Linked DNA regions of Mus musculus: region 2 is linked to region 1. The links are chromatin loops, found by intact Hi-C in ENCODE. Cell type or tissue: heart. All regions are shown on one strand.

Region 1 (8,000 bases):
CTGTCCTTGTTGCTCAAGCTTGGAAAATAGCCCCAAGCCTTTCATGACTCAGAAGTTTGGGGAAGGGTTTGACTGACACTGGTGGGAAAATGATGATGTGTCCTCACTCAGCAAACATGTCATGAGAGTACAGCATGAGGTACACCTGCACATATCCGGTTCACATCCTTCCCGTGTGTTTTGGTTTGGTTGGCCTCCTGAAATCAGCGTAAATCAACTCAGGATGCCCTGTGAATCTTCAGCCTCCCTAAGGCTATAGCTGAGACATGTTGCCACACCACAGCTGGCCCATCTGCTGATGTAGGCTTGTGGAAACATAACACTCCCAGTCAGGATACTAATGTTAAAGCATTAATATTAATTTATACTTTAATATTAAGTATAAAACCCTTTCATTAACATTCTGAGAAACTGGATGTATCTCAGTGGATGAAAATATGCTTTTTCAGAGAAGGGTCACTGTGATCCTCAGTATAGGATTCAGTGTGTCCTATGGCCACCAATGGAAATAAAGGACTCTCGGGTTCAGAGCTTTGGAAACCTGATCTACAGTTTTCAATCGGGGTTAGACACACTAGACCTTTGCATGAAGTTGAGGCATGACTTAGCTTTCCTTACTTTCAAAAAACTCCCTTAATTAGGTTAAAAAATGAGTAGCTGCCTTTTAAAATTATAACTGATTTGTATATATTGAATTTCTTTTTTGCCATTTTACCTTGGAAACATTATTTAATTAAATATTCCAATAATACTTCAGGACAGAATTATAATTCTGAGTCATGCAGACTAAGGCTGAGAAGAGTAAAAACTGAGTGACTGCCTCAAGCCAGTGAACCCAACTAACACCAAAACCAGGTTGGGAGCTCACATCTCCCTGGCTTATTTTCCTTTAGAATTGGCTTTTCTCTAGCAATTTCATATCTTGTCTCCAAGAAAGTAAATCACTGGTAGCCAAGTACTGAGTAGAGTATGAGTCACATTGTACCATTCAGAGTCACACATTTCCTCGGATCAATCTAAGAGTTCACCCCACTCAATCATCCCTTCGCTGGAACATGGGCTGAGCAATGACGCTCTGCCTTGACCCAGGCAATGGGATCCAGGCTCTGCTCCTGCTCTTGGGGTTCGTTGTCAAACAGCGGAAGCATAGGTGGATAATACATGAGACATCAGAGAGGTAAACATGGAAGGGGCAAAGTAATAGAGGGAGAACAGCAGCTGACCTCTGTGGAACCAGTGTGTGATCAGACAGAGGTAGGGTGAAGTCTAGTTTTCACAGGAGGACACAAAAAGATTTTGGACAAAGGGAAAAAAAAACATGCTGAGTATTGGGTGACTAATTTGAGCCATAAGAGATGAAAATACAATGATGAGAATAAATGAGAAGATCCAGGGAGTGGCATTGAAGGAGATGGAATGGCATGTGCAAAGGCATGGGGGTTAGAATGTACATACTGGTTGCTCCCCTACTGTTTTCCCTTCTGTGCGCTTACTCTCCACTGTGGTAAAATGCCCAGATCACTATGTGTTGTGACAGGAGGTCTTATGTATGAACTATGGGGATGTGGTTACCCATCTCAAATGATGCTGCATAGTTCCCCGTTGTGGGTTTATAGATATTCCTGGAAATAAAATGCTGACTGGACACTTGTCACATCACTGCCAGAGAGGACCTGCCTGCTCTTACTTGAGTTATCAGAACAGAACATTGTCTGACAGCCTCTATAAACAAATATAACCAAGTTCTCTTCAAGTGTTTAGTGAATGAAGGGATGACCTATTCAACATCTGGCATGTTTTACAGATACAGATGCATTCAGTCACTTGGTGAAGTAGGAGGCTCTTTGGATAAGGATTACACTTAAATAAAACCTGGGGTTAAACAGACGAGAGATGACAGATACAGGGCAGCAGTTCTCAACCTCCCTCATACTGTGACCCTTCAGTGCAGCTCCTCATTTTGTAGTGACACCCCCCACACAACCATAAAATTATCTTGTTGTTACTTCATAATTGTAATTGTCCTACTGTTATAAATTGTCATGTAAATATCTGTGTTTTCCAATGGTCATATGTGACCCCTGTGAAAGGATCATTTGACCCATGAAAAGGTCATGACCTACACGTGGGGATATAAATGCTATCAAGATGATGCTAGATAAAAATAGATATTAGCTAGCTATATGATAGATACATAGAAAGATGATAGATAGATAGATAGATAGATAGATAGATAGATAGATAGATAGATAGATAGATAGATTACAGGCTAGCACAGTGACACCTGTGAAATCTTCTTGTCCAAATTGAGGATCAGATAAAGATCAAAGAGAAGCTCGCTATGAGTTTTGGCCATTCTGAGCAGCAAGGCCATGACACATGGAAACACAACTCTTTTCAAGCAATGGGGCCTGATCCTTCCTGCTTACATCTTTTTCTCTGCTCTGTAGGAATACTTTCTCCAGTCTTATCTTGAAACTGGCACCTCCTCCATTTCTCGGTTTCAGCCTATGATTACCTTTAACGAGAAAAATTTTGGAATCATTGTTTTTAAAGTGAACTTCCATTCTACCCACTGCCCTTCCTGCAATGGCTTCATTGCATTGTCCTGTTGTGTCCCATGTACCACTTGTTGTATGTACATAATTTCTCTACCATGTTTTTACTTTGCTGTTGGCCGTGTATCTGTTCTAAGACTTCAGGAACGTGAAGAACTTGGGAACCATGGTCAAGAGGTTTTCATAAGTACCCACAGCACTGTCACGTACTAGCTGTACAGTAATACAGTGATGAAGTCAATAAAGCAAACGCTGCTTTGTAAAGCTGTTAAGACTCCTACATTTATAGGGAAGATATTTTCAACCTGGCTTAATAATACTCTGTGTACAACCTTAAGAAAGTTTTACCTCCAAGTCAATGAGACTACTCAGTGGGTAATGGTGTTTGACAACAAGAAAGTTCCCTATACCCTCCCTCTGCCCTGCTCCTCTACCCACCCATTCCCACTTCTTGGCCCTGGCATTCTCCTGTACTGAGGCATATAAAGTTTGCTAGACCAAGGGGCCTCTCTTCCCAGTGATGGCCGACTAGGCCATCTTCTGATACATATGCAGCTAGAGACACGAGCTCTGGGGTACTGGTTAGTTCACACTGTTGTTCCTCCTATAGGGTTGCAGACCCCTTTATCTCCTTGGGTACTTTCTCTAGCTCCTCCATTGGGGGCCCTGTGTTTCATCCAATAGCTGACTGTGAGCATCCACTTCTGTGTTTGCCAGGCCCTGGCTTAGCCTCACAAGAGACAGCTATATCAGGGTCCTTTCAGCAAAATCTTGCTGGCGTATGCAATGGTGTCAGCGTTTGGAGGCTGATTAAGCTTTCATCTGTCTCAAGTTCTTCCTCCCAAACCAGAATCCTTTTCCCCGAGATGTTTTACAGTCACTCTGTAGAAACAATTGCAAAGAAGTGGGGCTATCCACAGCCCCCCTCTTCCTGGAAGAGCTTCCTGCTTCTCAAAGGTATGCTCTGTCTGATGCTACACTGCCACCTCCAGAGTTTACATCTTGTTCTTCCTGTTGATGATGCCTGCAGGACAGAAATACACACACACACACACACACACACACACACACACATCAGCGGAAGGAAACAGGGTTTGGAAAGACCTCCGTAATTTATGGAAAACCGTGCAGTTATTATTAGCTTTTATCTTTACCATCATATGAGGCTATTCCCATGGGGCAGTTTCTATCTGAGAATATAAACACCTCGGGATGTACCATACCTTCTAGACATGCCTCCAGATTTAACAGCTTTGTTTACCGTTTCCCTAGCTGTCTATCACTAAGGCGGATCTGTATCTCCCACATCTGACCGGACGTGCATCACCTACAAGGGAAGATGATTAGCTGCAACCATTGTGTCATGAAACCCATCCCCCATACAGCTTCTTCATACAATGAGGAAGACTGGGTTGGCAGAGAGGAAATACACACTTTTTTTCTTTTGAAAGCTTACAATATAAACCTTAGTACAGTGTACACAGCCAAGCCGCTATTTCCTTTCAGTACAAGCTAAACATAGATTCAATGCACCAAAAGAATGTGGGCAGCATAATTTTATGCATCTGTAAGATTGCTTTATCTCATAAGAAGGCGTTTAAACATCCCGCAATGGCTGAAGCCTATTAAATGCAGGCGTAACTGCCATTTCCAACGAACAGGTAACAAATCTCTTACTTCTTTTGTATGGTTTGACATGTTAGCATCGGATGACTAAAAATACATTCCCTCATTTCTTATGTTTGTATTTTAGCATTATACGAATTACCATCATAACACTCTTTGTATAATAATATATTAATGTTAAATAGGGACCCTTGTCTCAAAATATTTCAGAGCTGTTTACCACCTAACAAACAAATTAGATGCCCCTCTCTGCCATGTGTTCTACCTTGCCACTTTGCAAGCCCACAACTTTCTAATCACATGTCCCCATCTGCCCTGGGATGGCCTTAAAAGCAGAGAGGGCTGGAAGTTTGCTCAAGATGCTCACAGCTAGCCACAGCATGAAGAGTCCCCAGGAGCCCAACAGAGTAAGTTAAGTTCTGACTCCTGAGTCTGATCAAGAACCTGAAACACTGAGAGGAGATTGTCGTCTTCTCTGGGCGAGTCTTAAACTAATGAGTCACACAAGTCTGTAAGTATGTTATTTCTGCTAATGTTAAAGGGAAAAGAATTGTTTAACTCTTATAAGGAAGTCACTATTGTTAAATTAGGAAGTACATCATACTCAGGCCTTTAGCCTTTGAAACTCATGTGTTCTGTGTATAGGTTCGTCTTTTCCAGAATGTTGAGACATGCTGAGTTCTGTCCAAACTCCTGTGTTGCTTTTATCCCTCAGAGCATCTCACTGTCCACTGCCAGCCAGCCCTGTTTTACCCTTTCAGCAAGGACACGCACGGGGAAATTCTAGGCCTGACAGGATTTTAGGGGAAGGTATGTGGCCTCGTCACTTTTTTTCTCTTTCTTCTTTGGGTGGCAAGTGGACGTCTCCCTCAGAGCTGAGCCACTGCGAGTAAGCAGCTGTAAGTTAATAGCTCCTCTGCTGCACTTACACATCCACCAGGACAATCAACTTATACAAACCTTGAGTTCTTTTTTCCATTAATTAAAACAATACTTACCAGTTAGCATACAAAGAAGGAAACGGATTTTATTGTGATATATTTCCATACATATATAAAGATTATTCCTTGTTATTTTTCTGAATAAGACCCTGGAGAATCTGACCCATAGATAAGGTGAGCTTCAACTGCATCCATGCGCAAACACACAAACACACACACACACACACACACACACACACACACACGCACACACGCACACACGCACACACGCACACGCACACGCATACGCACATGCACACTCCCAGAGAGGGCAGGGAGAGAGAATACATAGGATAAATCAAAGAAAACACGGGGTTTGGAAAGCCTCCTTCATGGAAAAACATACATTGTTATTACTAACTTTTATCTTTATCATCATGTGAGAATATTCCCACAGGGCAGTTTCTCTCTGATACCTGCTGCACCTGAACTTCCCCATCCTACATCCATACATGAAAGACCCAGAGAGGACCAAGTCTATCAGGTTCTACATAACACTGACTTTACCCCTACTCTCCTCATCTGTCCCTTGTTCTCTGCCCATCCCTTTGTCCTGGGACAATGTCTCTTGGGGGAGAACATTGAGGAAAATCTCCAGGAAGTATCTTACGAGTGTGGATTCATTAGAAACCTGCTACTGCTGAACACAAGGTCATTGCTAGTCTTTTCACCCTCGGTAGTTGTACTGCCTGAGAGCTTGCTTTTGGCTCATTCAGACCACTGTTCTAACGCATTGCCCACCAAATTCCCAACACTGACCCTTCTAGCATTATTTATCACATTACTCAGTTGGAATTCTTGAACCTTCATTTTCTTGCTTTCTTAAAAATTTATTCCTCTTGTTCATGGATCATTATGTTTATATTCTAGGTTAGCCACTGCTCTGTCTACTGAGGTATATGTTCTGGGACAACAGGACAGTGCCTCTATCCCCAGGGCCTGGAACAGTGCCTGGGATACAGTGACTGAACCCTTGTAAATACCAGCTGGATTTGCAACTGAGAGTTTCTCAGAGATGAGCCAATTTTACTTCAAAAGCGACATCTACTCACCCAGACCCCATTCGAAGAGAGCTGAGGAGATCAAAAATTATTTTTAAGCATTTAGAACTATAATTTATTCTATTCCAACTTCTTCTGATATTATTTGTGAACCCCATCGCTTCCTATAACGTCCAAGGTTGCATTACAATTTTGCCTTTGTCCATAATATTCTGGGCAGAATGTTTTCCATCCTGTGCTCCCAAAACACTTCATACCTCACTCTACAACAACGACCCAAGTCCTCAGGAGGAACGGCAGCAAAGCAGGCGTGACAACGGGAGCAGGAAGCTGAGAGACTGTACCTTCCACTGCAGTCACAAATCAGAGTGAGCTGCAAGTGAGGCTGGGCTATGGACTCTCTCTGCCCTCCTCCAGTCTTGTACTTCCTCCAGCAAAGCCACACTACAACCCAAACAGAAATATCAGTCAGGGACCAAGTGTTCAAATGCCTGAAGCTACTGTGGACATTTCTCATTAAAACCATTACACCTCTATATCGGATGCCCACTCTACCTGGTTAAAATTCTGCTTAACTACTCAATGCAAAAAGAAGTTATTTCTTAACTTGCAAGGGAATTCCTTAATCTTTTTGAAAATTAGTTTTCTCACCCAATAACTAAGGGAGAAAAACAAACACTTTAATATAAACAACTTTGTTTCTTTCTTTCTTCCTCTCACTCTCTCTTTCTTTCTTTCTTCCTTCCTTCCTTCTTTTTTTTAAAAGAAAATGCATATATCAAAACTTGTGAACATCTGCTTCCATAGGTTGCAAAGACAACCTAATGTTTATTTAGAATATTCTAGAGAATAAAACATCTACCTACTTTTTTGTTACAATGAGGTTTATAAATGCTCTACTTCATATAGTTGTCTTGAAAATAGGCAGTTAGTTGCAGTATTCTTGAACCAGAATGTGATTCCCTATGTTAATAATAACTCTAACTTACTACTTTGCAAATGTGGAGTCATATTTCCCTATCAGAATTGTCTTGGTTACCTGCTAAAAACACCAAGGAATCAGTCTCCAGAATTCAGGCCCACAGTGTAGGAAAAGTCTAACAATGCACTTTTTTTTTTTTTTTTTTTTTTGGTTTTTCGAGACAGGGTTTCTCTGTATAGCTCGGGCTGTCCTGGAACTCACTTTGTAGACCAGGCTGGCCTTGAACTCAGAAATCTACCTCCCTCTGCCTCACAAGTGCTGTGATTAAAGGCATGTACCACCACTGCCTGGCACAATACACATTTTTAAAATTATAACTCAGCCTTATTCTTAGGTAAACTTCAAAAAACATTTCATGACTGGGTTCATTATTTCAGGCAATGTGTGTTCTGCTCATTTTAAGTCACAGAGTAAACCTGCCTTTCGTATGTCTCCATTTTGTACAACTCATTTGAAAGATTCCTTTTGATGTCCAAGTAGTGTGCATCATAGTTATATTGTGAGAAATAAATTATCTGAATCCAGTGATCTCAAGAGAGCAAACATTCAAAACCTGTGCCTTCGGATTCCTGCACCAGATTCCAGGTATTTTATTTGTTGGTTCCCTCGGGAATGTTCAAAGCACCACAGGAAGTTAGGCAAACAGAGAAAAATGGAAACTTACAAAAGCCAGGCAAAGGACTGGAAATACAGCCAATGACACCATTTATCAAGGGCAAAGAGCTACAAATAGTTCAATTGTTTTCATGTGTATTCTGCTTCATGACAACAAAAAATTGTCAATGTGTACATTACTAGTAACTTATTAGGAAGCTGAACATATGCATAGACCATTTTCTTAGGAAAATCAGCC
Region 2 (8,000 bases), 110 kb before region 1:
CAGCAGGAAGCATTTAGTTGAAATCTTCCATCCTTTGTTGATAATCCTGATTAATAAGCATTCTGTAATCAAGTTCCTGCACCAGGATAATTATCTTAATATCTCAGTTTTGCTGCGGCAAGCATCATCATTTTAACTAATCTATAATACCACATATCAATTAAAAACTGGCTGGTCAAATGAGATTGCTTCTATAGTCTGTCTCTTCTTTCTAGAATTGGATTTATGTAACAGCGCATCTTGGTTATTTTGGCTAGATAGAATGTCCTGTTTTAATTGAGTCGTATTCTGTTGGAAATCAAAGGAAGGCATGCAGATAGAGAGATCATACATGCATGATTTCAGGTGATGGCAATTGCCCCCCTCTTCTGCAGGGAGGAAGCCACAAAGTCAACTATTCTTGTCAGCCCAGTATACATGTAGAAGCTGGTTAGAATTTGCCTAGTTAATTTGATTAATGCCAACTGTATACAAATCCTCCTCCTCCTCCTCCTCCTCCTCTCTCTCTCTCCCTCTCTCTCTCTCTCTCTCTCTCTCTCTCTCTCTCTCTCTCTGTGTGTGTGTGTGTGTGTGTGTAGTAACTAAGAATTATGTAAACAAGAGGTCATTCACTGTTTGTACATTTGAAAATTAACATGTGGCATGGGGAACAGCGATCTACCACTTATCTGTCGATTAGATATATCAGTTCCAAGGCCTTTACTGAGATGGACTTGCCCAGCTGTGCCCGTTTCCCAGTCAGCTGCCAACATCTGGTCCCTCCTGTTTATTTCTGTGATGCTCATTCCTTTTATTTTTTCCTGCTGCCAGGTTTTACTGCCATCCTCCTGAAGCTAAAAATCCTTCCACTGCTCAAGCCTTTCTATATTATTTCAGCAGGTTCTTGGCTCAATTTTCCAGGACGCATGATGGGACCAAACTGTACGTCACTATGTGGAAATGCACAACCATAAATTCTGCTCTCTCTGGAATGGAACAACAGATTTATTCTTGGTAATAGCTGTCATCTCTATGTTCCTCCTTATTGTTTTTGGAGTATTAAGCCAAGTGAAAGGAGCTGTGGTTGGCCTGTGGAATCCTAATGAGATGCAAATCACCATCGACTAAGCCATTGCAGCAGGAGTTTCACTATCTAAAAGAAATGATTTGTTTTCTGTCAGTCATGTTTTATCCTCCATGGATAACAAATACCTTGCTTCAGTCAAGGCTTTGCATCTGTAGATATCAAATACCTTAGCTCAGCTTCCTTCTCAATGGAAACAACTGGCTGAAAGAAACAAAACAGATCCAAAAATCAATATTCCTTCATGCAAACCTGGAGACGACAGATGTCATTTCTGACATCTAGCATGAAGTCCATTCACATGGCCTTCAGGCAATGACATGATGTGTATCATTCACTCACAGAAGAGTTGAATAAAGGTGAAGTATTTGCCTTTCTAAAGTGTTTGAAAATCTAACGTCTGTAATAAGGTCATACCTGAGAACGGTGCATGATGAATCTAGACCCTGTGGCAAATGTATTATTTTACATATTTAAACAAATGCATTCAAATGATTAAAACTTTGCATCTTTATTAATATAATTTCAGGAAAGGCGGGGGGAGGGGAAAAGGTGTGGCTGTAAGGACAGAAGAAAAGACACTGTGGCTCCTGTGTACGCGTTATTGCATTTTTAAGAACTTGAAGGTACAAAGTCTGGCCTAGGGCTTTGGATAGAATGTGCTTCTGCTTAATGTTTACTGAGGTGAATTAAGAGAGAATCAGTTACAATCACAGTTGAAAGCACAGACCCCCACGGCCACACCAGCCAGATTTAATATGAAGTCAGTCATCTGTCAGCCAAGAGATTTAGTTATTCAACCTCTACATGATCCAGTGTGCTACAGTATTCAAAGGTGACCTTCAGGAGACAGACTTCCTCTGGCATGCTGTGTATTGATTTAGATACGCGTTTGGGGTGCTTAGGTCAATGCCTTTTGGTTCCTGTTACTTTTAAACGGGGCCTAGGTTTGTTGCCCAGGGTTACCTTTAGCTCATGAGTTTAAGGGATCCATTAGCCTCAGTTTCCAGAGTTCCTGGGACTTCGAGTGGATGTCATCCCTCCCAGCATAGGCTGAACTCTTGGTGGTGATGATAGCATCTACTACTAGATTTGTTGAGAAGAAGGACAAATCTAATTTTAGCTTTTGAAGACCCAAGAAACTGAAGAAAAATAATTTCTCTCAGTTATTTGTCAATAATAGAGTTTTACTTACACATTTCCTGATTATAGAATGGGAGGTAGAAAATGTTTTCAAAGCCCTGTTAAAGTCAGGCTTGGTAGTTTTGATCCTTGAAAGGCTAAGGAAGGGGAGATAGCATTTTAAGACTAGCCTGGGCTATATTGCAAAAATACTGTTTCAAGAACAATAAAAAAAAGTAACACTTCCTTGTTCTTTATACATTAAATAGTGTTATATTTTAATTGACATAGGAAAATTGATTTTTAAAATATAATGCTATGATTTCATTACATGTATAGAGCTAGATAACTGTGATCACAGTAAGAACACAGAGTTGACACGATCGACTACTCTCCCTATACCGTATACTGCAGTCTAATCCTCCTCTGCTTTCAAATCCAGGTAAGACTGATCTGCTCCTGTCATGATAGGCTTGGGTCTTTGGAGACTGTGATATGAATGAAATCTCACACTGATTGTGCAATTCATCTTTCATGACCAGTTTATTTTACCCAACGTAATGACTTTAATACTCATCCCTGGTTTTTCTGCCACGAATAGCTTGCTCCCAAGATGGTATTTATCAGCATTGTCCACTTACCTGCTCCAGGCACATTTGAAAAGTAAGATATTAAAGATACCTGTGTGGGAATAGGTGTTTATTTCTTTTGGGTAAGTAAAAGTCCCAGGAAGAGTGGACCGCATTCCATTCCTACCAGAAATGCATAAGAGTCCTCCTTGTCCCTAGTCTCTCTGGAATTTGTTGCCCAGGACAAATATATATATACTTGAACTTCATGGTTATGTTAATTTTGCATTAATTTTCCACTAACTAATGTTGTTGAACAAATTTCAAGTTTCTATTTGCCATGATTAAAATCATTCTTTGGTAAATGTCTTTTTCAGTCCTCTAAGGGGGGAGGGGTGTTTGCATATTAATTGTTGAGTTTGGAGAAATCTTTACAGGTGGTTTGATGGATATGCAATAATAAACATTTGTTGTATATGCACAATCTTTTCTCACATTATATTTTTGTTTTTGTTTTTGGGTTGTTTATTTTTACTTTTTTTTCATTCAGTTTCACTACAAATGATTTCAGTATCAATTAAGAAACAGGGAGATATTTTCAACATCTCTAGTTATTTTCATATTTTCTCTTTTTTCTTTCATGTATCATGATTTTTGTTCTGTGTTTAAGGACTCTTCATCTATTATATTTTCTGATAACCTTGATAAATGTTAATATTTGCACATCAACTTCTTTGAATCATGAAGAGACTTGAGACAAACTAGAGATCTGGTTTCCTCTGGTTTTTGTTTTTGTTTTTGCTTTTGTTTTGTTTTGTTTTGTTTTGTTTTGTTTTGTTTTGTTGGGGGTGGGGTCTGTGTTCTCATTCACTCTTTAGGTAAAAGAATAAAAATTTCAATAGTCAAAGAAGAAAGCTAAGTTAATATGTTGATTTTAGCCACAATAATGATAGCTTAATAAAAATAAAAAAGAGTCAAAAGAGCTATTCAATTCATGGACACTTTAAAAGGGAAACAATAAAAACATGTAGTTTGTGCATAGTGTTTTCCTTAACTTCATACAGGATGTATGTTCGTTGTACCTCTGGGACTGTTTTTTGTTTGCCTTTTCTATTTCAAGCAGCGCTTTTTATCTAAAATTTCCAAAGGGATAAAGTTGTGTTGAAATTTGGATTCAATAACACAGTGATTTTCTACGTCTGATAAAGGCTTTTTCCTTTCCCAGGTCAGAAAGCAAGTTTGTTTTTAACAGTTTCACCAAGACCATCAAAATAACCTTTTACAAAAACAACTGTTGGCCAAGGTAATTGGTCAATACTTTGCTGAGAGCTGAGAAATAAAGTGAAATTGTCCACGTGTTAGGAAACTAAAATTAGACATGACAAGAAGTCCAAATATTAGTGTTTTTTCCTGTTGGGCTAAATAAAACCCCTGCTGATTCTTCAACGTTTCCGACAACATATTTGAGCTAGAGTTAAACTGAACGACGTTCCCCTCTTGCGGTGTTTAGCTTAGTTCCCAGATTCCTTTATTCTGCTATAAACTAGAAATCTGTAATTTTATTTTAGTCTCTTGGAATGTTTTCTACTGGCGTATGAGGTTAGAGCCAGCACCCACTCCCTTGTGGAATGACAGCTCTTGCATTAACCAGCTAGGTCTAAGGACAATGGAAGAGACTGTTCAGGTTCTGATGACAGAATCAAGTCCCAGCCCTGGGGAAGAAGGTGAGCTAGGCTTGATATGGTTTGTAATAATTTTAGGCAGTTGAACACGCTTTTCTAGGTAGTTTTTGTCTGTAGAAGATTTTGCAGCTTCAATTACTATTAAGTTTTCCATCGTACCATGGGACTTTCATTTTATGGTTATGGATTCCCTGATTGAAGCTAAGTCTTGGATTTGTGCAGTGTTGTTCACAAAAAGAGTACTGCAGAAAATTGCAAGCATATGGGACAAATGAAGCAGAAAAAAATTTAATAATTCCCTAGGCTTGCCATTTCCACATAGAAGCTCTAGGGAAAGTATTTGATAAGAGAAACTTGCTTTGGCAGAAATAACTTTTGTTCCAAAAGAGTCAATTTTCCAAAAAGATGTTTTTATCACATGGTGATAAAGTAGCATGCTTCCTTTCTCTGCTATAGGGGACATGTCAATGGTCATCAGACTGGAACTATAGTTATATCACCTATGGACTTTCTTGTCATTTATCTTTTCAATGATTTAATTGGATGAACGCTGGAGACATTAGTTAGATAATGACATTCTTACCTTTTCTACCTGGAATACTTTGTTCGTCTCAAGTTTAAAGATACAGAAATGTGCCCACAGGCTACTGAGAAAGAGACAGTGTCCTTGACAGAATCCCCATATCCACAGAGGATTCTGCTGTGAGTCAGCTTCATAAACTTGAACTTACAGCTTTCTAGAATGTGAATTAGAGGTTTAGCCAAATGGAAATACTGCCGTCTAGTAGCTACAATTTGGAGCAAGCTAGCTAGCTACCATAATCCTTACTGTTTTATCTTTAAAGGGCTGTTGGATAGGTTGCTTTTGGCATTTTACTTAGTAAGACAGAGAAGAGAATGTTTACAGGACTCTGTTTCTGCAGCAGCAGAAGGTATTATCATTATGTAAACTGAAACTATGCTGAATGATAAAATGGCCGAGAACACACCTTTTCTGCACGAATATCATCTATTATGGTACAATAGACATGCCTGACTTTTCTTACATTCTTCTCGGGCTTTGTCATCTGGAGGATACGTGTTCTATCCACTTCAGAGACTGATTTTTGAGCTGACATGGTCAGAGAAGGCTATATGTATCTTTCAGTGTATGATAGATTTGGGCAGAGCTGTCTCTGTGGACCCTGACCCGAAAGGAAGTCTGCATTTCTTTGGAAAGATTTTAGACTTTGGAGTTTTGGTTTTCTACTCAACACAGCAGGAAGTTTAGCAGAGTGAAAGGAGACCTCCCCTGCTGTGTTCAACCCCCAAGAACTAGGCTTGGACTAGCTCCTTTTGCTGGAGTCCCTAGCAGGAGGCTTCTAGTGGACCTCCTCTACCATCAGACACAAGGGAACGACATACAGATGGGGATGAAAGGAGACTGGTCTCCCTCATCAGGGTTCCTTTTCCATTTTAAGATTCAAGCCACTCATTTTGGGGGCATATTTCAGTATATTGATGAAAACAGCCAGCCTTAATTTCTACCGCTAAAACTTGAACTTCAATATTTCCCCTTGCAAATATAATTTAATGTTCTTCATTATTGCCCTCCAAGTTCTCATACGCACCAGGCACTGAATTCAAGATGATTAAATAATTGAAGTTGGAAATGAGGTGAAAAGATTGCTTGTGGAGAACTCTTTAAAATTCTCATCAGAGTTCACAGTTGTACAGGCTGAATAATTATGGCTTCTTTTTGTGTAGCTCTGAGGTCTGAAGACTTTTCAAGGCAGTCTCTTCCAGGGTGTGCATGATTTAAACGGGCTGTTATGATGCTCATGTTTGTGTTTCTTTTTACCTTTAACCATCGCCGACTAAGAAAAGAAATGCAAATAAACAGGAAAATAAATTTGCTTATTTCCTGTTAGCAGCAGCAGCATATAAAGTTTTGATAGAAAATAACAAGGCTTTTAATTTTATAATACTTGGGAGTCTTCTTCTATTTGTTGATGTAGTAATTTCACCTAAATCTTGGCAGAGTGCAAAGATAGCAATATCAACTGTGTATACAGAGGGTATCTTACTAATGCCAATTAGAAAAACGGGGGTGAGGGCTGGAAAAGGGCCTGATCACTCAGGGGCACTTGCTGTTCTTGCAGAAGACTGGAGGTTGGCTCCCAGCCACAATATATGGGGTAGTTCACAAGCGCCTGTAACTCCAGCCTCACGGGGTTTGTTTTCGCCTCCTGGCTTCTACAGATGGCCACATGCATGTGAGAACACACACACACACACACACACACACACACACACACACACACACACACACGGGCAGTAGAAGACAGAGACATAGAAAGACAGAGATACACACACATACACATAAATATAACATAAATATTTTTTTCAAGAAAACCAAAGATGCATTGGGGAGATTTGCTTCTGCTTTTACACAGAATTGATAAAATTATAAGCAAGTTAAGGTCCAGAGTGGTTCAATTCCGAACCATAATATTTGAGTCTCAATCTTGTCCTTTTCAGTTATTAACCACAGATAGATCAAATTCTCTAACTTCAGACTTCACTGTGAACTAACTCCCAGCTCTAAGGCAGGGAAACCATGAAAAACTATGGTAAACCAACTGGAAATTTTTTTAAAATCTAAAGGATGATAATATGAAGTATTATTATTGTAGGAACTCATTAGAAATTGATGAATCCTACTTAGAACATATCTGTGTGAAGGAAATATAATTATAATTTATCCTACTCAAAATGTAAAATCTGACATTGGGGTTTACTTCTGATTCTAAGGGTCCAAAGACCACAGATTTTATAAAAGTTACATCCCTTTCAAGTTTTGATAGCCAATGGTTGTAGGTTGTCCTAAGCTTCATTTGCCTCCAAAACTTATGATCTTTGTTGATCTTGGCCATACCCTCCCATAGAGAAGGAATGTAGCTTCCGTGGCCACCGTTCTAGGAATGATTTCTTTGACTGAAGATTGTTAGTAAGATGGGGATAGTGGGGTTGTCGTTCAGTTGCAATCTCTGCTCACATGTACAGATGCATAAGCACGTTTTCTTTTACTACATCAGATATTCAGAAATAGAGTGGCTTGATTGGAAAATAGGCATCACATAGGATCACATTGCCTGTGACTTTGCTCTTGGAATCAAGAGCACTGAGTATATCCAGAAACTGAAAAACTATTTGGAAAATCTTTTGTACTAGGATGATTAGGCCTGACCATCTGTTTTGACACTGTCAAAACCAGTTGAACTGGTCTGTGCAAAGCCCTATCTGCTTGTGGATATCTCTGCCTGGGCTTTTAACTTACAAGGACATGTCTTATGTTTTCTCCCACTGGCTGTCTACTTTTTCCATAGAAACCAATTCCGGTGACTCTTGCTCTAAATTAGGCAAATATCACTTTGCTTGCTCAGTACCTTTAAGCAGAGGAATACCATTCGGCACAATTACACAGACACACATTGCCCAGACACATCAGAGGAAATTTCTTTTTGAAAAAAATAGACATTTCCATAACACAGTACATTTATACAATGGAGTACTACTCAGCTA

What was found. Peaks named below come from ENCODE experiments on the same cell type or tissue, not always from the same donor. Only the 100,000 strongest peaks of a DNase experiment are listed, where the experiment ranks them.
Region 2: a loop joins it to region 1, with 4 times the contacts of the local background. A loop is called at or near these places in 3 of 42 quality-filtered maps.

Annotation. Positions count from the first base shown.
Region 1 is chr13:110,679,886-110,687,885 of GRCm38, forward strand. Gm33172 (a long non-coding RNA gene) reads left to right here and starts at 3,993. Exons shown (of 3, transcript XR_382906.3): 1 at 3,993-4,219; 2 at 4,900-4,994; 3 at 6,035-6,809. In heart, no CTCF peak of the experiment used is centred here; a DNase peak (open chromatin) is centred at 3,876.
Region 2 is chr13:110,574,179-110,582,178 of GRCm38, forward strand. Gm32990 (a long non-coding RNA gene) reads left to right here. Exons shown (of 5, transcript XR_873951.1): 3 at 877-993; 4 at 2,525-2,627; 5 at 3,980-4,047. Among named protein-coding and RNA genes, the nearest start is that of Gm32990, 9.5 kb to the left of the region's middle. In heart, a CTCF peak has its summit at 4,277; no DNase peak of the experiment used is centred here; H3K27ac peaks cover 366 bases.